Regions from separate parts of the Homo sapiens genome. Here regions 2, 3, 4, 5, 6 and 7 are each linked to region 1. A link is a loop called in an ENCODE intact Hi-C map of the cell type or tissue named here. Cell type or tissue: PC-9. All regions are shown on one strand. Links, peaks and the distances in the headings refer to the core of each region. The heading gives the core; the rest is flanking DNA.

Region 1 (4,574 bases), core at 284-4,283:
CTGAGTCCTCATTCTAAGTTAAAGAGAATATTGGAGAAAAGTTGAAATTTGGGCGTGGCAGAGGAATCTTAACATGTACTACAGAAAGCTTAAGGGAAGTGCAAGGTTTCTGTTGCACCCAAAAAAAGAGGGGGAGAGAAAGAGAGAGAGAGGGAGCCTGCTCGTGCCTTTCCCCCTCTGGATGGCCATCATCAGTTCTGCAGGGAAGAAAAGCCCCCTCGATTTCTCCACATTCCTTCGTGAAAGACTCAGATGTTCAGAACTCAAAGCAGGCTCCTCTTTGAAAAGCATCTCGGGGGAGAGTGGGAAGGATTACTCTGACTCCTCCATATCAGAGATGCAAACCCTCCAGGACTTGCATTGTCATAATATCCGTGGCTGTCTGCTTGTCCATGGCTGAGCGGGGTGACAGAGTTCCAAAGGGAGCTGGCAGGACTTGTGACGGATCACTTGCTAAGTAAGCACAGAAGCCAAAGCCACTCTGAGCCCCACGCTGCAGCTGCTTACTATTCTGTGAAGCTGGTACTGAGAAGAGGGTTCACCCAATGCTTTGTCTCACTTTGGTGGATAGGTCTGGGAGCATCCTTCCAATACTGCTTTTCTCCCCTTGGCCATGTCTGTCTTGCCTCGAAGCCCAGAAATCAGGTACTGAATCTGTAAGGGGCTCACATTCCAAAGGGGGAGCCCTGGAGACCTAAGGCAGCTTACATCTTAGGAGGGACCTTGCACAGGGATATGGTAATCATACAAATAATGGTGAACACTTACGTGAGGGCTTCCTATGTGCCAGTGGCTGTTTTCAGTCCTTTGTAATAGATCAACATACATCAGCAACCCTAGGGAGGCAGTTTATAGATGAAGGAAACTGAGGTACAGTGAGGTTGTGCAATGTGCCCAAGGTCATCCTGCTAGTAATTATATCAGACAAGATGTGCAGGTAGCAAATGGCACGCTCAAAAGTTTCCAATGAAGAGCAGCTAATGGAGGTCTATTGACAGAAGTGAAGGCAGAGCCAAGGGACCCACCGAGGGATGCTAAGGCACCCAAGACAAGCAACATGGGAGGCAGTCACCAGAGGGTAGCCCTGAAGAGGCACAAAGAGGGAACCAGGTCATTGGAATCCAGCAAGAGCTGGCCTCTGGGGAGAGGAAGCCAGCGATGCCCAAATCATGACCTAGCACAGATGGAGGGAATACATTCCCAGGCCATTCTGTGTCCTCTGGGGCTCTGGCTTCTTCCTGGAGCCTCCTAGTCACCTCTATTTTATCAACAATGAGACATGAAAATTATGCACTGGGTATGAAAAACAGTATGGCGGTTCCTCGAAAAATTAAACATGGAATTACCATATAATCCAGCATTTCCATTTCTGGGTGTAAGCAAGAGAATTAAAAGCAGGAACTCAAAAGACATTTTGCACACCTATGGTTCATAGCAGCATTAATTCACAGCAGCCATAGGTGCAAGCAATCCTAGTGTCCATAGCAGATGAATGGATAAACAAAATATGGTTTACACCTACAATGAAATATGATTCTGCCTTAAAAAGGAAGGAAATTCTGACACAGGCTACAACTTGGATGAACCTTGAGGACATGATACTAAGTGAAGTAAACCAGTCACAAAAGGACAGATACTGTAGGGTTCCACTTCCAGGAGGTAACTAGGATAGCAAGACTCACAGAGACAGAAGGAAGCACACTGGTGGTTGCCAAGGGCTGAGGGGAGGGGGAATGGGGAGTTGTTTAATGAGTGCAGTTTCGGTTTTGCAACACGAAACATTCTGGAGATTGCACAACACTGGGAGTGTCCTTAACACTACTAGGCTGCACACTTACAAATGGGTAAGATGCTACGTTTTATGCTATGTGTCTTTTACCATCAATTTCTATAAAATGGAAATGAGACTAGACCTGAGGTTTTCAGTGTGCTCTGTGGAGACCTGAATTAATTACAAGGACAGAAGGTCAAGGGAGATGCTTTTAGGAGAGAAAGGGAGGCAGAACGAGGTCAAACGGCTGGGCCCTGGGCCCCACGCCCACTCGGGCAGAGCAGTTCTGCTCTGTCTGATCAATAGGGGAACTCCCCTTAAGATTTCCAGCAAAGGGCTGGGTGTGGTGGCTCATGCCTGTAATTCCAGCTCCTTGGGAGGAGTGATCAGTGACCTGATCACTTTAGGTCAGGAATTTGAGACCAGGCTGGCCAACATGGAGAAACCCCATCTCTTTTCAAAAATTAGCCGGGCGTGGTGGTGCACGCCTGTAATTCCAGCTTCTTGGGAATTACCTTCACCCAGGAGGTGGAGGTTGCAGTGAGCTGAGATTGGGCCACTGCAATCCAGCCTGGTCGACAGAGCAAGACTCGGTCTCGAAACAAACAAACAAACAAACAAACATACATTTCCAGCAGAGTTCTGTTGCAAAACAAAGTTTGAAAACCAGTGAGCCTGGGCATCGTCAATCTAAGAGGGATGGCCACTGACACACAACTCCAGGCCACATCCAACTACGGTCTCTACATGGTGCCCCCTGCAGTTGTGCCATAGTAGCACTGCTAAATGGCATGTTTTACCTGCACAGCTATAGGAATATACATAAAACAAAATCTCAACGATGGACAGGTGTGTGTTCTCATATCACCACTGTGTAACAATATCTAATCAAGTCCTGGAGGCTCTGAAATGCCTGCTATAGATCAGACATTGTGGGGTTCAGCAGTTGCTACATTTTTGGATTTCACAGAAGAGTCAAATATAAAATATTGAGGGGTAAATGACAGAGGTGCCACCTTTTTATTTCTACAAGTAAAATTTTAATAAGAAAAGCTGCCGTGATCCAAAATTATGATTTCCTAAAATTAGGTACATTTAAACAGCAAAACAGTAGGTGGTGGCATTGTCTAGAATAAAGAACAAGACTCTAAATTGAATAAATTAAGCTTATGACAAACTCTCCACCTTGTACTGTTCTCTCATTTTTGTCGTGGATGGGTAAGACCTAGCTCAAAGGCAGGCAGTCCTCAGCCAGTACGCTGGTGCAAGCCCCCATTTGTAGCCTGAGAGCTGCCCTCCTAAGACCAGCCCCCAGCCCTCACTCTCAGAACTGCAGATGCCCATAAGCCAGTGGCATTTATGCAGCTCCTACAGTATGCAAAGCACTGCATTGGGCAGAGGAGAGAGGGAAGCCTGAGCGCTCTCAGATGAAGTTGCACACAGACAAGCTCCATGAAGGTTAATGAATAGAAGATATTTTAAACATAAAAATTAAAAAGGAGGAAAAATAATTTTTTTAAAGACAAAGAGAAACAAACATCCCGAGTAAGAAAAAGTACAAAACCCATGGGAGATTAGAAGCTTCAAAACCTCCAAGACGAAGGAAGAGAAAAGATTACTTACTGAGTGAAATAAACCTCTGGTTCATCTAATTGCCAAGAAAGTGAGGCTCAGAAAAGCTAGGTAACTTGGCCAAGGTCACTCAATCAAGGCTCAGAGTTGAAGTTTGTCCTTCCCTAAGGCCAAAGGAACCAGGCCACCACCTCAACGAGTGACAGCGCCACTCCCGTGACACAGATCTGCTGGGTGGCAGACCCCACAGCCTCCCAGGGAATCTCAGGTCTTTGGGCTCAGTCCTAGCTGGTCACTCATGCACTGATTCAGTGTCTCTCTCCCACCCCCCAGCCGAGCCCCGCCCTGCCCCAACACACCTAAACCAGCTCACATTCCCTTCTCAGGAGAACACTACAACCTTCCGGCCAGGCCAGTGAAACAAGCCTACTTTCCACCTGCCCTGGAGCAGTGCTGCCCACAACCAGGCAAGGGAGCCTACAGAATTAATTTCCCATTGTAGCTGCCTAACAACCTCTAATTGCACGGCCAGAGGCTTGCACGTTAATGTCAGAGAAAATGGTCATAAATTTTAAAGGGTGATTTCCTTTCCACCCACTCCCTCTACCTTCACTTCAATAAATCACCCTCCTAAAACGGCAGGGTGGCAAAGCCCAAGGGCAAAGGTCAAGGGGGCCCCTCTTGACCTGATCCCTCATTAACATTTAGCAGCTCCCAAGTGGAATGTTCTCAAGGGTTTCCAGAAATGCTGGGGTGGTTAGGAGGGGGCAGACACCTTGCTCAGAGAGGCAGCAATCAGGAAGCAGAATATTCGCTCATTCACCACTCACTCACTCACATCTCCCCATAGAAAGGGGGATTTACACAGGGCATTCATTCTCTGGGTTGTGGAGGATGCCCCTGAACCCTGATCAATACTCACAGGCACACTGGTACAAACACAGCCAGGAGGAAACAGTCGACTCACATGAGCATGTGAGTGTGTGTCAGGGGTTTTTTGAGTGACAGAGGGTGCCAGATGAGTGGTGCTCTTGGATCACCCTGTCACAAATTTCCTGAACCACAAAAAGGGCCATCAGTTTAAGCACTGATTTGAAATTCACTATGCCAACTGATTCATTTCTGTAAGCACAGAAAGGCCCCTTGGCACTGTGATATGCACCTGGGTCTGGAGTCAGTGGCCCCTGGGGACTGGCTACAACCTCTTTAAGCCAATGTCCCTGAGTCTGGA
Region 2 (4,574 bases), core at 196-4,195, 52 kb after region 1:
AGCCAAGTATCATACTAAGTGCTAAAAATAACAGTAACAAAACATTGTCATAGCACCTGCTATGCACCAGATTATTGTTCTAACAGCTTAACAGATATTAATTCATTTTATTGTGACATTAGCTATGTTAAAGGAATACTATTATTATCCCCATTTTACGTACAAGGAAATTTCAGCACAGAGAGATTTCAGAAACTTACTGGGGAGTAGTCACGCAGCTGGTGAGATATGGAATCAGAACTGGAATCTAGGCCCCGTGTTAAAGGACATTTATAAAGAGAGCTGAGTAAGACGGAAGATCCTCCACATTTCTTAGCTGTGATAACCGAGTCTCAGGCTGACCAAGGAGCTTGCTTGGCACAGTCAGTGTGTGGCACAGCTGAGATAAGAGCTCCACTCCATGCCAGGATGCCTTTATGGACAATAAGCTGTTCTTACCTCCTACTCATGTCACAAATGCAGGTCAGGAAAATACTATCCAGGCTGGGAAATTCCTCTGGAGCCAGAGGATAAGTCCTACCTCCATTCCAGTTACCTTGTTCACAGGTAAATCTGCCCATTCTGGGAAAATTCCAGGGTACATGGCCTGGGCAGGGACTCTTCACGTACCTCTTTCTTCTATGAATCTGCAGCCAGCTCTGTTTGTTAGCGCTTTTCTCCAAATAGTAATGAAAAACACTGCTCCAATGCATCCCATGAATGAGGAAGGTAGGACGATACGAGTGGGGACAGAGTGGGCCTCAGGGTTAGATCTACCAGGTTCAATTCAAGAACCATCATCTTCTTAAGTAGTAAAGACAGACCTTTCCTGAGCCTGTTTCCTCATTTGCAAAGTGGTAATATCAGCACTTTGTAGGCTGTTGGGGAGATTACACATCATATTCTACAAGTGTCAAAAGGGCAAAGCTGGGGGGAGGGGGCAGCCTGTCCTTTCAATGTCATACTGGAACATTGTTTAACAGACCAACCCAGGATTACTTATTTATCTAGGACAGGGGTCCACATACTATGGCCCAAGGCCAAATCCCATTCACCACCTGTCTGTGTTAAGTAGAGTGTCTCTGGAACACAGCCATGCCCATTTGTGTAGCCATCACGGCTATAGCAGAGTTGAGTTGTGAGAGAGCAACAGAGACAGTATGGCCTGCAAAGCCTGAAATATTTACTATACAGCTCTTTACGTGGTAAGTTTCCCAAACCCTGATGCAGAGGAATATACCTGGGTTTGATTTTCCTATTTACTATATATTAAGGGCACGAACACTGTGAAGCTGCGTGTTAACTTACAGATTGCTGTACAGTAGAAAAGATAAACCCCAAAGTCAAAGAAACATTACCCTGTAAGACATTCACTAATTTTGTATATGTAGAGATTGAATTTCCCATGAAGCTGACCCTGGAATTAACACTAGTGAGCCTCAAGTTTATGCAAGGGTACTCTAGGGGCTAACCTAGAACCCCTACGTAAGAGGGAGGAAAAGAAGCAGGTCTGGGTAGAGTGAGAATTGGGGATGGGATGCAGTTGCAACAGAAGGCTTAGCTGACCCTATGGGAGGTTCTGAATACAGGATAAGTGACCTTCAAGAGATTCAAGCAGTGGTAAGAGAATTGGTCTTTTTATCTGCTCATGGATCAGACATTGGGTGCAGGCTGCCCTGGAAGAAAGCCTGACTTCAGACAAGGTGGCTGTCTTCAGCCAAGGTAGTCCTAAATGGAGCTGACAGCTGGGCTCTTTCTGCTGGCAATATTCCTGAAGCTACGGTACCTGTGGCTGATTTGAATGGTCCATCACAATTTCCCCCACACTTACCTAAAAATGGTTCTGTTCTATCACTCTTTTTTTTTTTTTTTCCAAAATGCCAATAAATACCAAGTTCCTCAAAAGCTTCTTTGAGCTGGCTTTACCAACTCACTGGTTCCCTCATTAATGAGTTAAATAAAATAGTATTTGACTCGGTTTCTCTCTGTAATTGCATGAAGGGCCAAGTTTTAACTTTCTCACCATTATTTTCTGACAGAATGCACACATTACGTGGCAATTATTGTGATATTATCATAAGGGAGAAAGCCTTTACTTAAAAATGAATGGGCAGTCCCCACCCAGCAATGTCTACCTTTCTTCTGAGCCTCGCAGTCTGGCCAGGGCAGTAGTGAGGCATCAGTGAGTCACACCAGCAGAGAGCTCCTTCTCCTCCAGGGTCAACCTGGATTGGCTGGCTGGAAGGTGAGGGAGGCTGCCCAGACCAGAAAACTCTGGGGAAAATAACCAGAGGCTAAATCAACCTGCCTTTAAGAGTTGGTATTTATCAGAGCCTTAAAAGACAAAGAGCCTTTATTTGGCTTGTGCTAAGGGATGGGGATCAGAAAGCATTTTCTCAGAATTCCAGTTAAGTCTCTTCATGGGAGGAAGTAAAATGATAGATACAACATCTCGAACATCCTTGCTTTGAAATGCACAGTAAGAATCAGAATTGTCAATGCCAGGCATAGGGGATAGAGCTCTGGGTGAGGCCACTGGGAGGGCTCTGGCAGTCATGAGTAGGTATCAAGGTCTCTGTAAGAGAGAGGTTCAGGAAAGGCTCAGGAAGACCCAGGATATAATATATGTTTCCTGCAAGCTGAGCACATAGTCATGATTAGGGACCAGGCAACTTACTTAAAAATACAACCACCACCACAGCAAGAAGATGAAAATGGATGAGTATGGTGATGGAGAGATGAACAATTATACAGCAAATATAGCAAAATGTTAATTGCAGAATCATGACAGTGGGTATACGTGTATTAACTATATAATTCAAGTTTTATGCTTAATTTTTTCAATAATAAAATATTGAGGGGAAATAACTACTGAGAGTGCCCACAAGGCAAAACACAAACTCAGTCCTACTATATTCCACATGTTAAATGTGTACATATTTACACAATATACATGCTGATATGCCTCTATATTTATAGTCATAAATGAGTAAAATACACAACTATATGCAGAATATTGGACATGTAAACAAATTTTGTTTCTAGCAAGAAATTAATGCTGCAAGCTTCCCAGACTGCATAACTCAGTCTAGGATACGCGGACTAGACTAGGAAAGACTATCTTTCCCTTAAAGTAGGTTAGTCTTAAATGTAACAGAAAATCGCTCAGGGCGAATGGTATTTATGAACTAGACATCACAGAATGACAACAGTTATGAATGATGCAAAATGAAATCATTCAAACAACCTATGGAAAAAGAGCAAAATTCAGCTATCATACTTTCACCTTAATGGCCTGGTTGATTTGCCTGGGCAAACTGCCTAAAGGAACATGTAGAGAACAAGGCCTGTCTCTTTTCTTATAAGAGAGCAAGACCAGATCCACCCTACAGTTATGCAGACAATACAAGCATATTCTAGGTGCAATAATTATGCTATATATGACACTAAGCGAACAGCAATTGCATTTGCAATGAGCCTACCTTACAGAGCTTCCAGATCAGTCAATTCATAGAACAAGCAAGCACAGTGTTTTATAAGGCACAGAGCCTCAGACTAATGTACACATCTTACTGCCCACTACCAAAGGTCAAGATACCCCTGGGATGTAAGAAGAGGCAGTGTGAGCTCTGGACCAGAGACCCAGGGAAATTGAAGGGCTAGGATAAGTGCTGAGTGATGAGTAACAGCCTTAGGGGAGATAGCAGAGGCCTACAGGTGCTATGAAGCCCATAAAGTGTTGCAAATGCACTCCAGGTCCAGCAGGACCACCCACAGTCCTTTCCTGGCAACAATTTTAGAACTTACATTCATCTAAGGAGCATGCATCTCCAGTGTTATGACATCAGTCAAGGAACAATAAGAGTTTATGCAGAAAACCATCCACGTCCACTTAGCTGGAATATATTTATTCTGTAATAACAAGTACACAAATGTTAGCTATATGTTAGCTAGTAATAATTGTAGGTTTTTTTTTTTTGGTTTTTCTTTTCTTTTTTTTTTTTAGAGACAGTCTCACTCTTGTTACCCAGGCTGGACTGCAATAGCATGATCACAGCTCCCCGAAACCTTATGCTCCTGGGCTCAAGCGATCCGCCCACCCCAGCCTCCTGAGCAGCTAGAGCTACAGGTGTGTGCCACATTGCCCAGCTAATTGGTGTTGTTTTTTTTGTTTTGTTTTGTTTTGTTTTTTTGTAGAGATGGGGTCTCACTATGTTGCCCAAGCTGGTATCTAACTACTGGCCTCAAATGATCTTTCCATCTCTGTCTTCCAAAGCACTAAGATTACAGGTATGAGCCACTGTACCCAGCCAGCTACTGCTAACATTAATACAAGTAATTTTAATTAAACATTTATTACATAGCAGGTAGTATGTTAAGCACTTTTACAGGTTAATCCTGCTAATCTCCTACAAGATAAGTGCTATCACTAAGCCACTTTGTAGGAAAAAAAATTGAGATTTCATATGCCTAGGACTATTCTGAACCTGGTATAAGGGACTGGAATCCAAGGAGTTTAATTCTAGAGTCACACTAAACACTTTAGCTAACTGCTTGTTAAAATCAAATAGTTATGCATATGTCATTTGTATAAC
Region 3 (4,574 bases), core at 168-4,167, 75 kb after region 1:
GGCTGGGGTGTCTACTTCCCAAATGATCCTTTCTTTGTTGTTGTTGTTGAAATAGTGTCTCACTCTGTCACTCAGGCTGGAGTGCAGTGGCACTATTACGGCTCACTGCAGCCTCAATCTCCTGGTCTCAAGTGATCCTCCCACCTCAGTCTCCCAAATATCTGGGAGACTGGGTGGTGGCATGCAGCACCACACCCAGCTAATTTTTTAATTTTTTTTTTTTTCCTTTGAGACAGAGACTGGAGTGCAGTGGCGCCATCTTGGCTCATTGCAACCTCTGCCTCCTGGGTTCAAGCAATTTTCCTGCCTCAGCCTCCTGAGTAGCTGGGATTACAGGCATGTGCCACCATGCCTGGCTAATTTTTTTATTTTTAGTACAGACAGGGTTTCACCATGTTGGCCAGGCTGTTCTCAAACTCCTGACATCAACTGATCCACCCACCTCGGCCTCCCAAAGTGCTGGGATTACAGACATAAGCCACCATGCTCAGCTAATTTTTAAATTTTTTGTAGAGACAGGGTCTCCCTATGTTGCCCAGGCTGGTCTCAAACTCCTGAGCTCAAGTGATCCTCCCACTTCAGCCTTCCAAAGTACTGGGATTACAGGCACGAGCTACCATGCCCGGCTCCCAGTGGATTCTTAATTAGAAGGGGCTAGAGTGAGGGCAGAGAGGAAGGTGCGGTTAACGGTCACTTCTCAAACCCCACCACCAGTCATGATTATTTCTGAATGGGGGATTTTGAATTTTTAAAAACATTTTTATATAAACTTTTCTTCATGATGAATATGTATTGTTTTATAAAAACAATAAGGTCATTTTTCATTTGAAACTATGACAGCAGAGAAGAACATCTGATGTTACAGAAAAGCCATGAGAATGATTTAGAGGAAAGAGTAGGTTCCTAAACAGAATTTATAGTGAGATCCAATTTTATTACTTTTTAAAAATCACGACAGTAGCACATACTGCAGAGAGGCACGGGCTGAGTACTTTGGATGGATTCTCTCATTTGGTATTCACAAGATCATTGAAAGTATAAATATCATCCCAATCTTAGAGATGAGGAAATTGAGAATTAGAGAGGGAAAGCTAAATGCCCAAAGCCACACAAGACTAACCAGCCCCAGACATGGACTTCAAAGACCCCAAAGCCCACATCCTTTACCACCGTGTGGGCCTGGAAGTCACGCATCAATGCAGGTAGACGGAGAGAGACTTAAAGGACTCACGCCAAAATGTTTACAGTTTATCTCCAGGTTCTCTGAATTATGGATTTTTTTTTATGTTATCTATGTTTATTTGTATTTTCCAAATTGTCAACACCACATATATTCCTTGTGTAATAAGTAAAACAGTAAAGTCTTTATATTAAAAAAAAAAAAAAAAAAAAGCCGGCTGGGTGTGGTGGTTCATGCCTGTAATCCCAGCACTTTGTGAGGCCGAGCCAGGTGGATCACCTCAGGTCAGGAGTTCGAGACTAGCCTGGCCAACATGGCGAAACCCCAACTCTACTAAAAATACAAAAATCTGCTGGGCGTGGTAGTGCACTCCTGTAATCCCAGCTACTAGAGAGGCTGAGGCGGGAGAACTACTTGAACCCAGGAGGCAGAGGTTGCAGCGAGCCGAGATCCCACCAATGCACTCCAGCCTGGGCGACAGAGCGAGACTCCATCCCCTCAAAAAAAAATTTAAAAAAAAAGCACGAACTTGAAGTTGAAGCTAGCACTAGAGCCAGGCGATGAATAGATAAAGACACAGACATAGGATGCTCACAGAGCTTTCCAGCTAGCTCAGCCAGCGCTTGGATCGGCCGGCCACAGGCTTGGAGCAACAGCGCAGAAATGCTTCCTGACCTGACTCACACAACCTTTCACACAGTCCTTGAAGCTGAAAGGAAACCTCCACAGGCCTCCCAGCCCCCAGAACACCCGGGGCCTCCGCCCAGTCACCAGGCAGCTCCACTCACAGGCTACCTTCCTTCCCAGGCCCCGGTGACTACCTATTCCAGGGAGGAGTGGCCTCTCTCAGCAGCCTGCCAAGCTCTTCCCAAGGAGAACAGGAGGGGAAGTTTGAAGGGCCTTCATCCAATTTTTAAACTGTAAACTGCACACCCACTTTTTGTTTGGAGACATTTCCTGTGTGTGAACACAGTTTGTTCTGTTACCAGCTTTAAAGTTATCCAGAACTGATACATCCGAGGCCAAGCAAAAGTGGTTTTATTTAAAAAAAAAAAAAAAGTCAAATATAATAGGACCTTTCCTAATGTTAGCTCATCTTGCAAGAATCTAATTTGTACATATGCAAAAGAGAGGTTTAATACAGAGGTGTCATTTTGTCCTCAGGCCCAGGACCCTATATTTGCCCCCCTCCCATGTGGCACCCATACTGGTGAGCACAGCATTCCAGTACAAGAAGCATTCTGCATCCTTCAGCCCCTTGGCCTCAGCATGCGAGGAAGCTGTGCTTGCTTCTAGCTGAGTCTGAGCATGCCCTGGATGAAGGTCCCTCCACAGGCTAGCAGACTGACTTCCAGCCACATTTCACCACACCACTTCAAAGCAGGGGAGCAGGGGCAGAGGGATCCAAGCTTGGCCGAGAGAGATGCCGACAGCCTCCGCGCTGCTAACTGGAGTGGCACTCCACAGTGCCAGCCCTGACATGCCCCAGCCCGGCTGTGGCCCTGGGTTTCCAGCCCTCCCCTTCTCCATCCCAGGTTTCCAATCACATGCTGCCTCCAATGACTCTCCGCAGCCAGCCTCTCACCAACGGTTCCACTTGACATCTTGCTACCCTCGGATCTATCCCCAACCAAGGTTGAGAAAATTATTTTATATCTCCGACCAGTCTACCCAGGCCCATCTCCCACCCTGGCCCAATGCTTTGCTTCTATTTTTAGTCTGGTCTATTGTAATACAACTAGACCAGACATGAGGCTTCCAGAGGGCTTGGCTGCCACCTGGCCCAGGACCTGAAACGTCCTAATGAATGAGTCATTAATGAAAAAATTATAAACATGTCATCTCCCCCCCCACGATAAATCAACTCCATGAGGGCCAAGAACATGCCTTACTCAACTCTATATTGCTCGCAGCACTTAAGGAAGTTGTCGAAGTTAATTAGTTTGGCAGAGATCAAGCTGACATTTTTTTTTTCTTTTTTTTTTTTTTTTAAAAAAAGGAGCCTGTGCAGAGAAATTCTGGGAACCATATCACTCCTACCCCCACCAAAAAAACCACAGAGATGGATGAGATTAGAATGCAGATGTCTGGTGCTAACTTAATACATACCTGGCCAAATCTGAGACTGGCTGGCACAGCGCACAGTGATAAAGTCTCTTTTGGTCTCACTGAATCGGATAGGGCTTCAGGAAGGAGACAGAGCCAGCTGCAGATTTTACCAGCCCTGATTCCTGCTAAGGAATCCTGGGTGTGAGGGATGGGAACATGGATGAGTACCTATGTACATACACACAGTAAATACACAAACACATATTCCTCACCCACATATCTGTCTAGGATTTTTTTTTACATGCATTCTCCTTAATCAAATGACATGACTATCAGTCCAATCCCAGCATTCGGCTAGGCCCAGGAAGAGAAAATGATGTGTTTGAAGCTAACGAATCATCCAACTAGGTTCATTCCTGCAAGTCTAATCACCACCACCCCAGAGAGTAACATGGTTACCTTCTTACAGAAAGGAAACAGGGACTGTCCGCATTTCTGTGAAGATTGAAATGATATCTTTGGGTATGAACGACTCTCTTACGAATATCCAACAATCCTCCTACCTCACCCAAACACTTAAGAAGACAGAGTTTGCCTTTGTTTTCTTTGTACACACAGACTGTTTTAGGATCCTTTGCTCTTTTCTTCTCTGGTGTTATGAATTGATTTGTTTTCCCCAAAAAGATAAACTGAAGTCCTAACTCTTAGTGCCTGTGAATGTGACCTAATTTGGAAACGAGGACTTAGCAGATGTAAGCTAGTCACATGAGGTCATTAGGGTGAGCCCTAATCCAATGTGACCGGTGTCCTTAGAAGAAGAAGAGAGAGAGACGCGGGGGAAACACCATGTGACAGCAAAGGCAGAGATGGGAGTGATGCAGCTGCGAGCCAAGGAATCCAAGGACCCTTGGCCACCCCCACATGCCATGAAGAGGCAAGGAAGGGTTCTACGCAGGGTCTAGGAGGGAGCACGGCCCTGCTGATGCCCTGATTTCAGACTTCTGGCCTGCAGGACTGTCAGACAAAAAATTTGTTTCAAGCCACCCAGTTTGTGGTAATTTGTTACAGCAGCCCTAGTTAATGAATAGACCTGGTTTTTTCCTTCTGAAATGCCTACCATCTCATCCACCCTCTCCCCTCCAAGCCCATGTCCACCTCACCAACAGATAAACTGTGAAAGTCACTTTCTCACTTATAATATGACCCAATTTTGGTCTAGCATCTGAGATATTGAAAATGTTAGGGAATAATCCTACTGTCCTACGAACTCTACAAAAGGAAAAGTTTAAATAAAATGTCAAGTCCCCACTTATTCCTGTTCCCAAATAAAGTACAAAAGAGCTCA
Region 4 (4,574 bases), core at 295-4,294, 640 kb after region 1:
GAGGCAACCCCAAAAAGTAAATACATAAAGATGAAATCATGAAGACATGTAATTCTAAACCAGCCTATTGGTGTCTCACGTATTAACTCAGACTCAATGAGACCTGAAAAACAAAATTTTGAAAGAGGCATCATTTCTGCTAAACTTCACTCAGTCTCCCTACATCTCTATTCCATGGAAGAAATTCCAATTGCCTTCATTCTTTACGTAGCGTGTGGTCTCCTAGAAACTAGGTCTCACTTACAGGAATCACCTGTGCTTCCTAGTGTTTTTCCCTGGCTATTCATAAAGGATTTCTAATTCCATTAGGAGTTTCACCTGGTTATTTCTGAAAGTTCACAAGGAGTGACAAACATTTGCATGTGTTTTTTCCATGTTCTTCTACCTGCCCTGGTTCACCACATTGATATAACTACCCCCCACAAGGTCACGTGAAGGTGATCCTTCCACATCATCACCATTGCTATTTGGTGTCTCTTCCACTCCAGCGAAAAAGAATTCTGTCATGCAAACAAATGCCAGGAAGGTCCATTTCAGGAAACACACCAGGACTCACATGAAGATAATTTCCAGGTCCGTCATTTGTCTGTCTTTTCTGGTCTGCTTTCTCTGTGTGCTCATGTTTGGCTGTGGAACACTCTGGAAATGGTCCAGTCCCTTCAAGCCAGACTTAGAGTATCCTCGTTCTTTCGCTACGCTTTCTGGTGCCTTTTCTACTTATTCAGCTCCAGGGGAAAAAGTTTTATTGAATGCATGAAACATGAAACACTTTTTTTTCCTTAGAACTGTAGATTCAAGGAAAAAGAAGGACAGGAGAGGCAACTCACGTTTATGAACAACAGGTGAGAAAAAAAGAGGCTCAGGGAGCTCCCTCACCTGCCCACGCTTACCCATGTGGAGCCAGGATTTAAACCCAGGACCTTCCAACCATGAGTCAATCTCCCTATCTCTTTTCCTCTCCCCTCTCCCAGTGTCCCCGTCTCCCCCTATCCCCCCCTCTCTCTCTCCCTCTCTCCTTCTCTCCTCTCCGCCTCTCCCCCGTCCTTCCTCCTCCCTCTTTTTCTCTCTCTCCTTCCCTCTCTTTCTCCCTTTCTCTTTTCTCTCTCTCCCTCTCTTTTTCTCTCCCTCTCCCTTCTTCTCCCTCCCTCTCTCCTTCTTTCTCTCACTTTTTCTCTCTCTCTCCATCTCTCTTTCTCCCTTCCTCTTTCTCTCCCTCTCTCTCTACTTTCTCTTTTTCTCTCTCTCTCCCTCTTTTTTTCTCTCTGTCCTTCCTTCCCTCTCTCTCTTCATCTCTTTCTCTGTCTTTTTCTCTCTCTCCCTCTTTTTTTCTCTCTGTCCTTCCTTCCCTCTCTCTCTTCATCTCTTTCTCTGTCTCTCTCCCCTTTCTCTCTCTCCCTCCCTCCCCCCTCTCTCTCCTCCTGCAGTAGGTTGCTTCCTAGTATCTCTGATTATCTTCTTTTAGCCTCCACTGATGTAGCTACATGCAGTTTTCTGTCATTACTTTGTTGGCATCTCAGGTGAGATTTGAATATAAAACTAACCCCATTTTCCCTGTGGATACCTCCTTTTCCTTTTCCCTTTAAGCTAGCCTTGAGCCTAGATTGCCTTTCATATTACACTGGCAGATCACCTGCCTCTCGCTCCCTCTGTGGAAAGCACTGGCGAGGAGTAATCAAAGCACGGTGCACCCTGTCAAGTATCTCCAAACGAAACAGAGCTCACAGGGCACGCACTCCCTTTCTTGTGACCAACCAAGACTCACATACAGGAAACTCTATTTCTGTGTCTTGCTTTATATGCATTCCCAAGTGATATTGTTCTTACTGTAGAAATCAAAACTTGGAGAGACCCTACAGCCATTGTGTCTGCCGCTTCTGTTTTAAAGATAAGGAAAATGAGGTTAAGCAACCAGCACAGGCTCTCACAGCCTTTCCCTAGATCTCAGAAGTGAAGGATGGAGTCAAGAACTTCAGGGCTTCCAAACCGAACTTCTCCTAGTACATTTTACTGCCTTTGCATGTATCCTGTGCTGAAAACATCTGCTCCCCTGAGCTCAGCTAGGACAGTGACTATTTAATATAGTTAATGCCAGGAACTTTCACCCCACGTATGGAAGAGTTCAATCTTTGAGTAGACACCTTGTGAATACACAAACCAACACTCCCTTCTGAATTCTCATTCCTAGCACATTGTCCTTACAGATTCCCAGGGGACACCAAGAGGTTTTTGCCTATATAAAATTAACTAGCAACAGTAAATGGTGAAGTCCTAATTAAATAAGCATGGGTTAAAAGCCAGTCGTCTGCTAAGATGGTGAAGGGTGTCCCCATCCCCATGTTTAATAAATGATTGCTGAATCCACAATTCCTCTAAAGTTGATGGGAAAGTTTCCATCTTTCAGATAAGAGCATATTATCAACGGTTAAAGGATATCCCAGGCCCTCCAGCAAATGCCTTCTGGAATCATCTCCACATTCAGACCCATCGTAAACAACAGAGGGGCAATACTCATGCTTCGCAAAAGCCGTTCATTCCCCTTGGCAAAGGCGGGAGAGAGGGCTCACCAACCTTGGAGAAGCCTGGTTTACATCGTCAAGGTAGCTACTGCCCTCTAGTGTTGATATGGGAATAAAGCAAAAAAGTATACCTGGTTGAAACGAAACCGAACTCCACAAAGTTTTTCAATTACTGATGTGTCTCAGCAGCCTTGGTAGGAGCTTGGAAAACATCATCAGGTGAGGATATTGCACTGGAGCTGACCTCTTGTGGCTTCTAAAGTTTCTTTCTTTTTTTTTTTTTTTTTGAGACAGAGTCTCACTGTGTCACCCAGGCTGGAGTGCATTTTCTTGTGTCCAACCAAGACTCACATACCATCTCAGCTCACTGCAACCTCCACCTCCCAGGTTCAAGAGATGCTCCTGCCCTAGCCTCCCAAGTAGCTGGGATCACAGGCATGTGCCACCACACCCAGCTAAGTTTTGTATTTTTAGAAGAGATGGGGTTTCACGATGTTGGCCAGACTGGTCTCGAACTCCTGACCTCAAGTGATCCACCTGCCTTGGCTTCCCAAAATGCTGGGATTACAGGTGTGAACCACTGCACCTGGCCTCCAAGATTTCTATTTGGCAAATTCACATAGCTACTTTCATACTTGTTAAAATACCGAAATGCTTCCATACCAGTTAGCAAAAGGCCACCACCCTCAGCCCTCTGACAACCAGCATCACCACTCCAGAACCAGGTCCCTCCTCTGCACCCCCCAGATCTCTCCATCATCAGGTTACTAAAGTTTTAAAGCTCAGCAAAGCAGGAGCCACCAAGACCCGGACCCAGAGTTACAGCTGCAGTGTTAAGTCCGCATTTGAATCAATCTGAGAATTAACTCTTTTACATATGACACTTCACTTGCTCCTCACCATTCAACTCATGTGCTCATTCATCGGTCTATTCATCATCTATTGAGACCTACTACGTATCAAATACTGTGTTAGTCACAATGCATAGGGAAAATGAGGGTTTTATTAGGTCACAGTCTTGTGGGATCCTCTACATTAAGATGGTGTCTATAATAATTTGGTTAATATTGGCCTAGTGGCCCAGAAACATCTGCAGCAGATGACCCTGGCTTCTTTTGGAAGAGGTTTGGTGGGGTGATTATACCATACTATATGCCAGGTGATGAGCATTCAGAACTTGGCTCTGACTCTGAAAACAGGTTGAGCATTCCAAATCCAAATCCAAAAGTCAAAAATCCGAAATGCTCCCAAATTGAAAACTTTTTGAGCGCCAACGTGTACTCCAAGGAAAAGCTCACTGGAGTATTTTAGATATCAAATGTGCAGACTTGGGATGCTCAGCTGGTAGGTATAATGCCAATATCCCAAAATCTTTTAAAACCGGAAATCCAGAACACTTCTGGTCCCAAACATTTGGGATAAGGAATACTCAGTCTGTAGCTATTTGGCCTTTGACAAGTGACTTTCCTGTGTTCCAGTTTCCCCACTTCTAAAGGGAAGAAAATAACACTTACTCATTAGGTTATTATGAAGGTTAAAGGGGATAGGCTTTAAAAGTCTTTATCACAGTTCTTGTCATTCAGTAAATTTCATGTGTGTTTGTTAAATATCTGGATCACAAGGTATTAAAGATTAAACTGTATTCACCAATCACCAGATCAACTGTTACTACTATTTTAATATACCAAAGAACAAAAAAGGCATCGGTAATCAGAGCAATTCCACTATCCAGTGACAGTCAGATGGAAAAACATCTGAAGGGAGAGATAAATGAAACCACGAAAAATATGAAGAGAGACCAAAAGTGGGTTTTGTCAGTTCACATTTATAGCATCAGTTTAATAATTCAGAAGCTGCATTCACTATGCATAGAATTATTTACAGACTAATATGAGCAACTCTACATGGACATACGGTAAGCTCTATCTGGTCAGTTGCCAGTCATTGTAAACTGGCTAATGGGTCCCTTTGCCTATCACCTGCACCCTCCTTTTCATGACTCACAGCTTGTGGCCGTGTCCTCCGCTTAGCCATAGGACCACAGGACTGGTCAATGTG
Region 5 (4,574 bases), core at 354-4,353, 410 kb after region 1:
AACAAATGGGCATGGCTGTGTCCCAATAAAACTTTATTTACAAAAACCACAGGCCACAGGATCATAGTTTTCTGACCTTGCTTTCCTGGTGGAAAGACGGTAAGTTCTGAGGCAAGATAATCCTTATTTTAGATTCTAGCTCTGCCTATCACATAACCTTTCAATCAGTTTTCTTTTCTGAACAATAAGGTGTAGTAATATACCATACATAGAAATGAAAATGATATCTGTGAGAGATCTTGAAAATATTTGGAGCATGAGAAAGTACTCAGTAGATATATTTCCCTAGTAGGTGCTTAATTCATAGAATTTAAATTTGAAGATGTTTTGCTCTAAAAAGTGTCTTGACCAATCTTTCCTACAGAGTTCTTTGCAGCTCATCTCGAGGTCATGTTTGTCATTGATTTCAGCAAAAAGGCTGTGCAATCAAAAAAGCTCAGATGGAATTTGGGGGGTAATTCCAATTGAGAGATGTTGATTTAAATCTCTAAGGCCAATGTACTAACTCAAAGTTGAAAGGAATCAGGGAAATGGAGCCTTCAGACTTACTGTGTGATTAACCTTTGGCACACAGAAAGAAAGAGCATAATAAATATGTAGCATTTGCTACACTCTTTTGATCATGAAATTTAAAAAAAGTAAGAGTCTGTAAACATTAGGAGATTGTTCAGGAGACTCTGCTGAATTGGATTAATGTCTCAACAAATCATCCTCTGATGAATTCCATAATGAGAGCATTTATTGACCTGCACGTTGGAGAAAACAACTTACAAGAAGAATTTGCTGTAAAATATGTGTTTAACGGGAAGAACAAAGCTAATGTTTGGAAAGCATTTTTGTTTGCCAGGGGTGTAAACAAAGTGTTTTATTTCCCCTTTCTCTCTGTGGAGCTCTGCTTGAAACATCATGCTATAATAGAGGCAATTACATATAAAGGGACAGATTGTTATGTTCGTTTCCAGTGAAAATGGCTAGACATATGAGCTCTGGCATTGTATGATTCAGGTAAGCGCCGCAGTCTTGGAAGGCTGACACCTAATTCCTCCCAGCCTTTTCAGTGTGCAAGGGGCTACTGTGCATTAAATCTCTAAGGCCGATGTACTAACTCAAAGTTGACTCAAATGCACAAAAGAGTGTGCATTTCTCTTTTGTGATGTTTAGTGCGAGCTGGATTGAATATTTCACAAATTGCTCCTTTCTCCACGGATTTTTGTCTTTCCATTTCTCTCACCAAAACTGCATATGAAATTTTCAAATTTATTTTTGAAAATAAGATGGAGGAGTGGATCCAATCATCTTGATAAAGAAGTTAGTGTGGAGAAACATCATGGCAAGGTATTAGAAGGGTGCCTTTGGTGAATTCTGACTACGAATGACCCGCGAAGGGACATGGTGTTAGTTACCATGCTACTCAACTCCTCAGAGTCTCTGTTTCCTCATTTATAGTATGGGAGAATAATAGCTACGCTTCAGGCAGAGGAAATTAAATGATAATGAATATAACACACATAGCCTAATAGCAGGCACAAAACATATGATCAACAAATAGCATCTGTTATTACATTTATTTATTTATTTATTTATTTATTTATTTATTTATTTACCCAAATCAGTAAGCTATGCTATTTTGGATACAGTGAGTTAGCTGAGGAAGTAGAACTGCTAAGAAGAATTTCGACAAAGAGTGGAGCTATTCAATAAATATTGCTTGATTTGATTTGGCACAGCCATCATTCTTATGCTCTGCTGGTTCCGAATTAGGCCATAGATATTTTCTCAGCTATTTTAATTAGAATCAGATGGAGGAAGAAACAGAGGCAATGAATATAAGAATCTGTTTTATATCACTCCCCCGAGGATGGACAGAGGAAATAATAGGTCTTTTCAATGTTTAATTTCAGTGACTCAAACAGGAGGAAATTTGCCAGGACAAACGGGGCTGTTTTGCCTCCCTGGGTGAAGGATAATTTGATACAAAGCTCCCTTTTCCAACAACAGAAGTTAGGACCATGACTCAGCAGACCAGACAGGCAAGAGACTAAAAAAAAGTCTCTGTGTGCCCTTCTGGACTTTGGATTGAAAGCTGCCTGTTTTATCTGGTCTGCTTATCATATTACTCCACAGTTGCAATAGGTGTCTTATTACAGTCTCGGCTCACCCCCATCAAAGCTATGTGCTCATAATGATATTGATGTCAAGACTGTGGCAGGTGAATAGAGCACTTTGTTGAGTGTGTCTCTAATTTCATGTGCCTAATGGTATGTGCGGTGTGCACCTGCGAAGTATAACCACATATGTACAGGTTGCAGGGAGGTGGTCTTTTTCTGCCTCTGCAGTGCTCAGGCAGAGAAATTCAACTTCACTGTTCATCTTCTATGAGCAGGCTGAGGAGGTTAATTATATCTTACATATCCTATTAAATCTAGCATTTGTCCTCCTTGGAGTTAGATTTATAGAATGAAGCAAAGCAATAAAGAAATTGTAAGCCACCCAAGTTACTGTAAGACCACCTGTGACCAAAGGATGGCTCAGTTTCCAAAAAGAACTCTGGGAAAATGTGCCATGTGACCCACATCCTTGCACATACAGCTGTTCTCCTTTATTTAGGCTGATGACACACATTCCCTAAGGCAGAGACCAGCAGGGTGCTGCACCCTGAGAACACATACGAAGCTTCATGTCTTTCTTTGACCCAACAGCCAACTCTGAGTTCAAAGAAAATAGCAAGTGGCTTAGTCCATTTGGGCTGCTATGACAAAATACCATACACTGGGTGGCTTATAAACAAAAACTATTATTTCTCACAGTTCTGGTAGCTGGGAAGTCCAAGAGCAAGATGCCAGCACATTCAGCATCTGGTGAAGATCTGTTTCCTGGTTAACAGATGACACCTTCGTGCTGTGACCTACCATGGTAGAAGGAGCAAGGCAGCTCTCTGCGGCTTCTGTGGCCCAGAGACACAATATGGACACTAATCCCATTCATGAGGCTCCACCCTCATAACCTAATTACCTCTCAAAAGCCCAACCTTCTAATACCATCACACTGGGAGTTAGGATTTCAACATATGAATTTCTGGAGGACACAAACATTTAGACCGTAGCAGCAAGAATGGGGGAGAGCCAGTTCAGATCATCTACAGGTTTTCTGGAAGCTAATTTAGTTTAGTTTCATTTAAGTTTAGTTTAGTTTCATTTTGCTCTTTCTTAATTCATTGCTGGATTTATTATTTTCTTGGTCATGAGCTAATTTATGCTATAGTAGAAAGGGGTAAATACAAAACACAATACCCAAAGCATGGAAAGCCTGAAAAGTGAGTAATATGCTTGTAAGCTGGCTTTTGGGGCAGTAGGGAGGGAGCCTGGGTTATATAGCCTTTGCCAGTTTCCACGGTGTAAATACTTCAGTTGTGTTCAATTTGAAGCTACCAACAGCTTAACAACTAGCTCTCAACATTTCTAAATATTTAACAATAGTCTCTTGCTAGCCAGTTCCAGAGAAACCACTGGGTAAGCCCAGTGCCAAGAGGCAACTCTTGTTAAGAAAATGGCTTACTTATCTCCAGTCGTTTGGCTGCACTTTTCACACAAGTATAGGTCTATATTATAAGTAAAATATTATATGCTGGTTTTCCTAGTGCTTGCTTTTTGGATTTACCCCATGACCACATTGTATGGATTTTTCATAAAGTGTTTAGTTAGCCAGCCTTTTTTTTTTTTTTTTTTTTTTTTTTACATGGAAGAAATTGCACAGGACTTGGAGGAAAACAGAACTAGGTTCTAATAGTGGAGTGACTGCTTGCTAGTGGTAAAGATATGGGAACATTACTCAACCTTGTGCAACCTCATGTCCTTACCTTCAAGGCGGAGATAACAAATACCTAATTCACAGGGTAAAAATAGTGGGCATTTATTAAGCAGACATAAAATTTTAGTTCCTTTCTTCTCACTTCCAACCCCGATTTAGTGGTTGGTTTTTTCTTCCTGCACACATCAGTCTTACCAATTGGGAATATCCTTCTTGGGCCCCTCCTCATGAGAAACGAAGAGCAGAATAGTATCATTGCATAAAGTGGCCTATATCCTCAGATGGCTGCGGTTTCTTAGAGAATCAGGCCCACCTTCTTAAGTTGCTGTGATTTTTTTTCAAGTTGACTTGCTAAGCAGAGTGGCCAAGTTCACAGATTGCTAGTCAGGAGGAAAAAGGGCTGTTGACGCATTTTATAGCTACTTGGATTCAGAGAATATCAATGCTAAAAAGGACCTCGTGGAAGAACTAACCCTGAAACTGCAAATAGGAGTGAAAAATATTGGTTATGTGATCATATAAATACATATAATATCAATATTGGTAACATGTAATGCATTTAGTACAATGCTTATATTAATAAATTTCATGCCTTTCTGTTGGAATGAACATATATTTAGTAGATCAAAAGTGTTTCACTGGGTATGGCCAATCTGAGAGCTTCTCTCTTTCTTTCTACTGGAAGAGGCAACATAGCATGAAAACAGACAATCAGGGCTGAAGAGGAAGACACAATACTGGATCCACACATAGCACAGACTGCTAGC
Region 6 (4,574 bases), core at 337-4,336, 240 kb after region 1:
CTTACAATATATAAATATATTATACTGCTACTGCGCATCTCTACCCAATTCTGTCTTCAGTGAAATTGACCAAGGTAGGAGTATTAACACACCACAGAAATTTGGAAAAGCTTCAAAACAGAACTTTTCCCCCTACGAGAACCAGTTGTTAATATAGTTAACATAGGCTTAGGGGTTTGGAAAATCTTGAGGAAGACCAGAGCAGAAGCCTAGGCTGTGAACTATGATACAAGGGCAGGTGTTGGGTACTTGAGCATGGAACTTCCAGAGGCAGAATCGGGGCTGAGTGGTGACTGAGTGCTATGGGCTGAATTATGCACCACCCCCTATGTTGAAGCCCCAACTCTCAGTGCGATGCTGTTTGGAAATGGGGCCTTTGGGAGATAATTAGGTTTAGATGGGGTCATAAGGGTGGAAACTCCATGATGGAATCAGTGTTCTTATAAGAAGAGATAAAAGAGAGTTTGCTGGCTCTTTTTCTCTCTACCATGTGAGGATACAGTAAGGAAGTCTTGAGGAAGTGAGCTCTCACCTCTCAAGAAACCAAATCTTGTAGTACCAGCCTCCAGAAGTGTGAGAAATACATTTCTGTTGTTTAAATCATCCAGGCCATGATATATTTCTGTAGCAGTTTGAGCTAAGACACTGGGTGAGGAGTATGAAAACACTACAAGAGGAGTGATGCAGGGCTCTGCAGGAAAGCCCAGGGGTCCTGCCAGTCAGAGCATCCTAACAAGGACATTGGTACCCTATGAAGCCCTATAGTGGAGACAACAGGCAGCTGAAATATTTTCAGACTTCAACCTGTGTCAGTCAGCGTATAATAAGGAGACAAAAAGCACACCAGTTATTTTAACAGAGAGAATTTAACATCAAGAATTATATCTAATTCTGTGAAAAAAGTCAATGGTAGCTTGAAGGGGGTAACATTGAATCTGTAAATTACTTTGGGCAGTATGGCCATTTTCACGATATTGATTCTTCCTATCCATGAGCATGGAATGTTTTTCCATTTGTTTGTGTCCTCTCTTATTTCCTGGGTACTGGTTTGTAGTTCCCCTCGAAGAGGTCCTTCAGATCCCTTGTAAATTGTATTCCTAGGTATTTTATTCTCTTTGTAGCAATTGTGAATGGGAGTTCACTCACGATTTGGAACATACACCATGGAATACTATGCAGCCCTAAAAAAGGATGAGTTCATGTCCTTTGCAGGGACATGGATAAAGCTGGAAACCATCATTCTCAGCAAACTAACACAGGAACAGAAAACCAAACACTGCACGTTCTCACTTATAAGTGGGAGTTGAACAATGATAACACACGGACACAGGGAGGGGAATATCATACACCGGGGCCTGTCAAGGGGTGGGGAGCTAGGGGAGGAATAGCATTAGGAGAAATACCTAATGTAGGTGACGGGTTGATGGGTGCAGCAAAACACCATGGCATGTGTATACCTATGTAGCAAACCTGCACGTTCTGCACATGTACCCCAGAACTTAAAGAATAAAAATAAAAGAATTATTATCTGGGTATGAAATAGTTATCTAGTTAAGTGAGGGTAAAAAAAAAAGACAAAGGTTTCAAGGTGTCAGAACAGCAGAAGTGGCAACCTCCTCCAGGGTTGGAGGAACAAAGGGAAGATCTTAAGTTTTTTTAAACGTAGAAACTCCGAGGAGGAATCCTGTGAATTGAAACTCAGATCCTTCAGGGGCCTTGTTGCTTGGTTGCAGCTGGGCTCTATGGGGCTGGAAGAGAGCAATCAGCTGCTTTTTGCAAATAGTGAAAAAACTAGTTTCAGCTGTTGCCACAGGAAGAAACCGCTGCTGCGGAGGGGAAGATAGCAAGGTGAAGGAGACTGTCACAAGCTGGAAGGAAACAAAGGAGCAAGTTACTCATCTCTCTTGCAGCCGCACAGTCTCCGTCTGGCGCCCTCTGTTGGTAGTGCCTATTCAAACACCAAGTGGATGTGTGACTTTCAGAGAGCTCAGAGAATTGACACTTCTGGATATGGTGTAAGGCTGCCCCTTGAAGTGGGAGATGATTAAGCCTAGATAAGGGCAAGAGCCTGAAGCTCAAGGAGAGACAGCACTTCCTTCTGCCAAATCCGAAACTGAAAGAAGAGATGGCCCCAATGCTTTCTTGCCAAAACGTTGCTTTGACTACTCTAATGTCAATTTAGGAAGGAAAAAAACATTGCTTCAGCTTTTTTAAGGGTTGAAAGCTTAAGGAGCAGTGTTTGGGAAATGAGTCAGAATTCTGGAAAAAGAATAAAATAGATATTTGAAAGAGAAGGATCTGAAACCAAGTGAAAGCCTTGATAAGCACATTTCTTGTCAGCATCTATTTAAGTGGCCCATTTAACATAGGGTGCTGTTAAGCTATTTTTTCATTAGATAGGAATTTAGTCATCTTATATGTTTGAGATTTTTAGGTATATTTTAAGTTTCAGAATCTTCTCTTATTCTCAGCTGACCTCCTTTCTAAAAAGAAGTGAGAACTCCATATCTCTGCCTTGGCATCCAGTGACTATCAACAAAACCCTAGTAGGTCACCTTTTCTGATAACAGTATCTGCCTCAGTAGAGAAAATCTTTTGTCCTCTAGAAAAGTATCTTAGCAGCTGAATCTCAATAGCTATGATCTACTGCTTACCTTTCCAGGGGAGGGCCAGGCTCCTTGGTTAAATGCTACAGGATGTAGCAGTGAAGGAGGTATAGTTCCTGCCTACAAGAGGTCATAATTTAATAGAGGAGGCAGCAACACAGCCAAGACAGTACTTGGAGGAGCCATAACTCTGCCCAAGGGTGGGTTAGGGGGCTTGAAGTAGTTAAAGAGTGGGCAATCTGCAGATAAAATGGCACATCTGTGGTAGCTTCTGAAGAACAAGCAGTAGCTTGCTAGGTAGAACAGCGAGAACATTCCAGGCAAGGAGAACTCTATGGTGTGAAAGAGGATTAACAATAGGGGGGGCTACAGAGAGGTCTCTGAAGATAAGAGGAGGCCAGGTCATAAAAGAATCTTACACGTTCTTTGAGGCATTTGACATTTATCCTGGAGGTGATGGGGAGCCATCAGAAGAAGCTGCTTATGCAGCAGCTGTGCAGTCACCAGTGTCTAGAGATGGCCCACGACAGAGATACTTTCATTCCCCCAAGAACTGCACTTCCTACTCCACATGGCTCATCGCACAAAAACCAATTGCAAAGGCTTAGACACAGAACTGTTGTTACTGATACTTCTGCAAATGCTAAGCTTTGGCTGTTCAGAGCGAGGCCTCCAACTAGTCCCTTCCTCTGTCTGCTTTGAGTTATATTAATTATTGTTGTGTAACAAACAACTCCAAAGCACAGAGCTTAAAACAACCATGAATTGTCATTGCTCATGGATCTGCAACAGGGCTGGTGTGGCTCTGCTCCACGTGCTTCTGATACTTCTCCTAGGACCAGCAGGCTATCCTGGGCATGTTCTCCCAGAGATGGCAAAAGAGCCAGAAGGTGGGTGAAACATGTGCATCCTCTTAAGGACTAGGCTCGAAACCATTCACTGTGTTATTGGCTGATGTAAATGTCATGGCCAAGCCCAAAGTCAAGGCTCACGAAAATACAACCTGCCCACAATGAGGCCATTAAAGCTGTGAAAGCAGAGAGGGATGAGAAATTGGAGCCAATAATACAATCTACTACACCCATCTTGGTGACTTCATTCTATGGATCCTTTTTTCCATTTTCTTCTTCCTCATTTGGATGGGCACTAACAGATGAAAACTTAAATTTCAAAATGAGTCTCAGGTCTCACTTCAGGTGGGCTACTGATAGTATATTTCTTGTGGTGGCTTTGTGCAGTGTCGACCTGGCTAAGCTAGAACTACATTTTCTGGAATTCCCTTCCCTGTTCAGTGAGCCCTGGTTGGGGTTGGCCAAGACAGAAATATGTCCCAGTTTTGGAAGTTAAGAGTCATATCATTAGGCACTGTCGTCACTCATGATCTTGGCATAGTGCCGCTGCCAAGCCTACCTCTCCTTCAGCTTGTGCAGGATTTCCTTCGTCAACTTCTCTGAATCTTGGCCAAGGTATACATACAACTCCCTGGTAAAAGGCACCAGTATGACCTGCATCATTGAGGTTGGAAACAAAAGTATGTCCAGATTCATTCTCATGGGTTCCAGTTTGTCCTTGCTTCCTCTGTTTCGTGTCCATCTTTTCTTTCTGATTTATTCCACTGTTGACTTCAGCTCTAACCTCAAATATAGAAGAAATAGCTTTACATAGACTGCTTAATAAGTTTTCACAGTTTTTTAAGGTCTAATTCTCATAATAGTAAATCTCTCATTCTCTCATTCTGTATTACTCATTTTGATTCTGTTTTTAAAAATCAAACCCTGATACATCTATGATTAGAATAGGTGATTTAAAATAGTTGAAAGGCAGATCATGGGTTGGTCCTATTTATTTGTTCATTCATGTTTTCATTCATCATCTGTACATTTACTGGGCATCTGCTACACGGTAATCCACTTACTCTGGATATAAAGGTCTATAATATAACTTCTATACAATAAGAGTCGCTGCCCT
Region 7 (4,574 bases), core at 225-4,224, 130 kb before region 1:
TAGAAGGAACAAGAGCTCATCACGCCCAGGCCCCCAGATTACGACTAAGACACATCCAGTGTGGTCTGCCTGCCAGGAACAACTGCAAACACAGACACAGCCGCCTGTGATCAGTCTTTGGATTCCATCCAGTCCTCCCTTCAAGGTGGGGATGCAGAGAGCCCAAGAGATGAAAGGACATATCCCCAGGTGTCACGACTGAAGAACTGGGGCCAGAGGAGAGGCCACGGCCCACCCCAGACTCTGCTGCTCTGCCAGTGGCCTGCGTTCCCTCCTACACTGCCGGGCCAGTGTTGTCCATCAGGAAGAGTGCTCTGTGCCACCAATCACTTTGTAAAATCTAGTGCTGGCGGACAATTATTCCGAGATGGGTGACACTTAGCTTCAAATGACTCCATTTCTGACGTGTGTTTTTTCCCCTGAACATATATTTTTTAAAAGGCAAAAAGGGAAGTGACTACAGCTTTCATTTCATCTGTTTCCAAGTCCAAACTACAGCCCAGCATGCAGAGCCCTCCACACTGTCCTGTGTCTTCATTTGCCTTGCTCGCTGCCAAATGCGAGGATGGTGTGCTGGTGTGCTCTCTGAATGCTTGCCCTGCAGACAGTGGGCCTCTCCAGGCTTGGGCAACCTGTCTTCATCCTCACGCTCCCTGGCAGGCACCGGCCTCGCATGCATGCAGCACCCAACCGCTCCTCAACCATCTCAGGTCACGTGCCCCCAGGAGGGTATTTCCAACGTCCTGGCCAAAGTTCCTGCTCACTCTCTAGTCCTCCAGCCAGGGAGAGTCCTGCTTCTTTCAGTGGTTGTACTTAACAAATTCCCAGAAAAGGGGGCAAAAGAGCTATGCCCCTTTAATCCTGGCTTTCTCTTTTTCCCTCTCATATGATTGCTTTTCTGTGTTCCTTGTGCCTCATATATATTGCTGATCTCAATTACTGACTTTAAAAGAGGGATGTGTATATATATATTTAATTGTGATAAAATGTCCATAACATAAAATTTACCATCTTAACCATTTTTAAGTATATAGTTCAGTATACCTAAAATATCTAACAGATGTTTTTAAATGGTGGAAATTCAAATTTAAAAGTAGAGAGAATAGACTAGAAGAATGAAGGCACAGATACCTCTCACTAGTCACAACCATCATCAACTCACAGTCAGGGTTCCATCTCTGCCCCCTCCCACTCCTCCATCCTTATGTTAAAGCAAATCCCGAATATCATTTCCTCCATAACTCTGTCTCAAAAAAAAAAAAAAAAAAAGTCTAGAGTGTTGCTCTGTCACCCAGACTGGAGTGTAGTGGCCTGATCTTGGGTCACTGCAACCTCCACCTCCTGGGGTTCAAGCAATTCTCCTGCCTCAGCCTCCTGAGTAGCTGGGATTACAGGCATGCGTCATCCCACCTGGCTAATTTTTGTATTATTAGTAGAGATGGGGTTTCCCCATGTGGGCCAGGCTGGTCTCGAGTTCCTAACCTCAGGTGATCTGCCCACCTTGGCCTCCCAAAGTGCTGCGATTACAGGCGTAAGCCACCGCACCCGACCCTCCGTAATTATTTCAAGACATGTTTTTGAAAGATGAAAACAAAGCTACAATGCTATTATCCTGTCCCCAACATTTAGCAATAATTGTACAAGGCTGTTTAACTTTCGAAGTCCCTTCACATGCCTGAACTCCTTTACCCTCCAAACAATGGTACGAGGTGCCATCAAACCCATTTTGAAAGCCAGGAAACTTCGAGATGCTCAGAGAGCGTGAGTGATTTCTTAAGGCCCTGGATATTTCAATTTAGGCTCACGTTTTCTTTCCACCCTGCCTCCGCCTCTTTGGGAGAATGACTTGCTTGAAGCAGTCGGTTCTGAACGAGCCTGATGCCAACGCAACAGAATAGAGTCTTCATCGTGCTCGACCTAATTCGGGTAGCCTACCAGTTTGGCTTCTTTAAACATTTTCACTTTCTTATTATAAAAGTATAAAAGTTACTGCAGCAAGTCATCTTAACTATTTCCCGTTTTATTTTTAATCTTTTGTGGGGAGAGGCAAGAAAGGAACCAGGAAGTTATGTCGCCTGGGTGGGTTCTCAGCCACAGCTCCCGGGGAGGGCTTTCCCCAGTGATTCACTTCGTGACTCATTCATCATTTTCCCCAGCAGAGCTCGAGTGAGGGATGGGAGTGTTCAGATGAGAGGGAAGGGCAAGTGCAAAGGAATACTCAATGCTGAAGGTTGCCTCCTCCCCCAGCAGGTCCAGCTCTCATTCTGGGATCCCTCTGCCCCCAAGGTCCTGGTAACCTGTAGACGGGCAGGGATTTTGACAGAGCTGGAAGCAAGAGGCAGGACTGGATCACACAAGCCAGGTTTAGGTCACCTGGAGTGACACCTCCCTTGCGTAGTGAATGCAAAGACTGCCTTCTTTCTCTGGCTGTTTGCTACCAACATAAGTCCTTGCAGAAGCAGGTCACTGCATGAAGGGCATGACCTTTCAGTGAGAACTACCAAGTCTTGGCCCCTGTACATAAAATATTTTATTTAATTCTCGTAACTCCTATCACACTGCACTGAAATTATCTGCGTATCTATCTGGATTGGTCTGTTAGATCAGGGTTCCTCAACCTCAGCACTACTGACATGACAAAGTGAGTAATTCCTGGCATGGGGCTGTTCTGGGCATTGTAGGATGTTCAGCAGCATCCCAGGCACCTGCCTGTTAGATCCTGGTAGCACCCTCTATCTCCCATCATGACAACCAAAATTATCTCCAGCTATTGGCAAATGTCCCCTGGGGGGAGTGGGGGGTGGCGGGGGGGGGGCGGGGGGAGCCCTTGAATGAGAAGCACTGATTTGGAGCATGGAGTTATTGAGGGGAAGAACCTCGGTCTTATTTCTCTTTGTCTCCCTATCGCCCAGCACAGTGCCTAGCACAGAGTAGGAATCTCCAAATATTCATGAATCTCTAGGAATCATCACCGTGTGAAGGAGTTGTGTGACCCAGCGTGTTACAGGTGGGGCGAATGAGGCACAGAGAGGTTCTGAATGTCCAGTGTCACACAGCTGTGAGTGACAGGGCAGGTGAGTCCAAAGCCTGCGTGAGTGGTGGGAGCTAGCAGGTAGCTCAAAAGAGGAGCTTCACTTGGGATCTTTCTGCTTTCTAGTTCTGGCCACCAAAGGGATGAGGCTGTTAACACCATTCGGACAGAACATTCCAAATGCCTGCAGCTGTTAATTAATAAGGAGCATGTTCAGAGGCTTGCTTTAGTATGAGGCCTCTGTGCTGTCTTGATCAAAGTGACTGGAGCGTTGTGGCCCCAGCAAGCATGAGAAGAGCAGGGTTAATTTTTAAAAATTTCTCTAGAAACTTAAACTTGAGAGTAAATGATGAATGATAATTATTTGAACCAGGTTTGCAATATGAAGTGGCCAGAGGAAGCTCATGCATCCCAGTGTGGTTGGGCTATGAATGAATTTAGTTATAGCGCTGAAACGCTGTCTTAATTAGGTTTGGATTCTGCTTCCCTTTTCTGAAGAGGAAAGTAGAACAGAGTAAACCATCTGATTCATCTCTGAAAGTGGGAGTAAGGTGGGGGTGGGGGAATGGACTCACGTGGTTTGCAATCTGAGAGCTAATTTGCTGAGCAGAAAAGTCTAATTTCTAACTCTATCACAGCTAAGTTTTCCTTCAAAACATGCTAATTATGAAAGACACAAATAGCTTCGTGCCGCTCTATCACGCCTGCACCATCTGATTTCGCTTGGCAGTATTATTAGGAGGTAGCCTGGCCAAGTACTGCTATGGTCTGAACGTTTGTGCACTCTTACTTGCCAAATTCATGTTGAAATCCTAATACCCAGGGTAATGGTATCAAGAGGTGGGGTCCTTGCGAGGTGATCAGGTCATGAGGGTGAAGCCCTCATGAATAGGGTGAGTGCCCTTAAAAAAGAGGCTCCAGGGAGCTGCCTCACCCCTTCCCGCAGAAGAGGACACAGTAAGAAGGTGGCCGTCTATGAATCAAGAAGCTGATCCTCACGAGACACTGAATCTGCAAGTGTCTTGATCTTGGACGTCCCCGCCTGCAGAACCATGACAAATACATTTCTGTTGTTTATATGCTGCCCAGTTTATGGTATTCTGTTACAGGAGCCCAAAAGGACTAACATAGGTGTGATTCCTTCCAAGCCGGCTAGTAGCTACAAGGGAAACCACAAAGAGTAGTCTGCACTGACGCTTCTGGCTCTAGACATCCAGTTCCAAAAGGTGCAGCACCATCTACTTGCAGTTAGACGATGCTTAATGAGTCTTATTTAATGACCCAATTGATAACACTTGACACCAGGTTAATGGCTTTACTATATCATGCATGTACTTCTCCTGATTGTGAATGTGTAAGAAGTCTAGTGCATTTGTGTTAGGAGGAAGACGAGTAGACAAAGATAAAAGATTCCAGTTCAGTCTCTTAATGTCATTCCCGTAGTCAACTTTCCTATGCTGTAAGAATAGTCTCACTTCTCCCTCGGGGATGTAGGCTACATGACCTACGTGAGGGCTGAGGTGAGGGCAAGGCAGCCCAGGCT

Evidence for each region. Hi-C counts contacts between places; a loop is a spot of excess contacts. Peaks named below come from ENCODE experiments on the same cell type or tissue, not always from the same donor. Only the 100,000 strongest peaks of a DNase experiment are listed, where the experiment ranks them.
Region 2: a loop joins it to region 1, with 5 times the contacts of the local background. A loop is called at or near these places in 6 of 110 quality-filtered maps.
Region 3: it touches region 1 in a loop (5-fold over the local background); 60 of 110 quality-filtered maps call a loop at or near these places.
Region 4: a loop joins it to region 1, with 13 times the contacts of the local background. A loop is called at or near these places in 23 of 110 quality-filtered maps.
Region 5: a loop joins it to region 1, with 11 times the contacts of the local background. A loop is called at or near these places in 7 of 110 quality-filtered maps.
Region 6: it touches region 1 in a loop (8-fold over the local background); 20 of 110 quality-filtered maps call a loop at or near these places.
Region 7: a loop joins it to region 1, with 5 times the contacts of the local background. A loop is called at or near these places in 45 of 110 quality-filtered maps.

What each region holds. Positions count from the first base shown.
Region 1 is chr15:91,940,397-91,944,970 of GRCh38, reverse strand. All of the region lies in intron 2 of SLCO3A1 (solute carrier organic anion transporter family member 3A1), which reads right to left. Among named protein-coding and RNA genes, the nearest start is that of SLCO3A1, 89 kb to the right of the region's middle. In PC-9, for the core only: CTCF peaks have their summits at 2,339 (motif pointing right) and 2,538 (motif pointing left); DNase peaks (open chromatin) are centred at 1,750, 2,140, 3,740 and 4,070; H3K4me3 peaks cover 3,237 bases; H3K27ac peaks cover 4,000 bases.
Region 2 is chr15:91,888,418-91,892,991 of GRCh38, reverse strand. The region is part of intron 1 of SLCO3A1 (solute carrier organic anion transporter family member 3A1); the gene reads right to left. Among named protein-coding and RNA genes, the nearest start is that of SLCO3A1, 37 kb to the right of the region's middle. In PC-9, for the core only: no CTCF peak of the experiment used is centred there; a DNase peak (open chromatin) is centred at 2,211; H3K27ac peaks cover 2,495 bases.
Region 3 is chr15:91,865,173-91,869,746 of GRCh38, reverse strand. All of the region lies in intron 1 of SLCO3A1 (solute carrier organic anion transporter family member 3A1), which reads right to left. Among named protein-coding and RNA genes, the nearest start is that of SLCO3A1, 14 kb to the right of the region's middle. RefSeq lists an enhancer at 1,734-2,028. In PC-9, for the core only: no CTCF peak of the experiment used is centred there; DNase peaks (open chromatin) are centred at 1,926, 3,076 and 3,606; H3K4me3 peaks cover 430 bases; H3K27ac peaks cover 3,849 bases.
Region 4 is chr15:91,301,057-91,305,630 of GRCh38, reverse strand. It overlaps SV2B (synaptic vesicle glycoprotein 2B), which reads right to left. Exons shown (of 13, transcript NM_001323032.3): 13 at 3,066-4,574. Among named protein-coding and RNA genes, the nearest start is that of CRAT37, 160 kb to the left of the region's middle. In PC-9, for the core only: CTCF peaks have their summits at 2,385 and 2,586 (motif pointing left); a DNase peak (open chromatin) is centred at 2,620.
Region 5 is chr15:91,534,440-91,539,013 of GRCh38, reverse strand. No RefSeq gene overlaps it. Among named protein-coding and RNA genes, the nearest start is that of CRAT37, 73 kb to the right of the region's middle. In PC-9, for the core only: no CTCF peak of the experiment used is centred there; a DNase peak (open chromatin) is centred at 2,083; H3K4me3 peaks cover 334 bases; H3K27ac peaks cover 3,265 bases.
Region 6 is chr15:91,703,981-91,708,554 of GRCh38, reverse strand. No RefSeq gene overlaps it. Among named protein-coding and RNA genes, the nearest start is that of SLCO3A1, 150 kb to the left of the region's middle. In PC-9, for the core only: CTCF peaks have their summits at 1,744 and 1,943 (motif pointing left); a DNase peak (open chromatin) is centred at 2,004.
Region 7 is chr15:92,067,338-92,071,911 of GRCh38, reverse strand. All of the region lies in intron 2 of SLCO3A1 (solute carrier organic anion transporter family member 3A1), which reads right to left. Among named protein-coding and RNA genes, the nearest start is that of SLCO3A1, 220 kb to the right of the region's middle. In PC-9, for the core only: no CTCF peak of the experiment used is centred there; a DNase peak (open chromatin) is centred at 2,121; H3K4me3 peaks cover 935 bases; H3K27ac peaks cover 2,768 bases.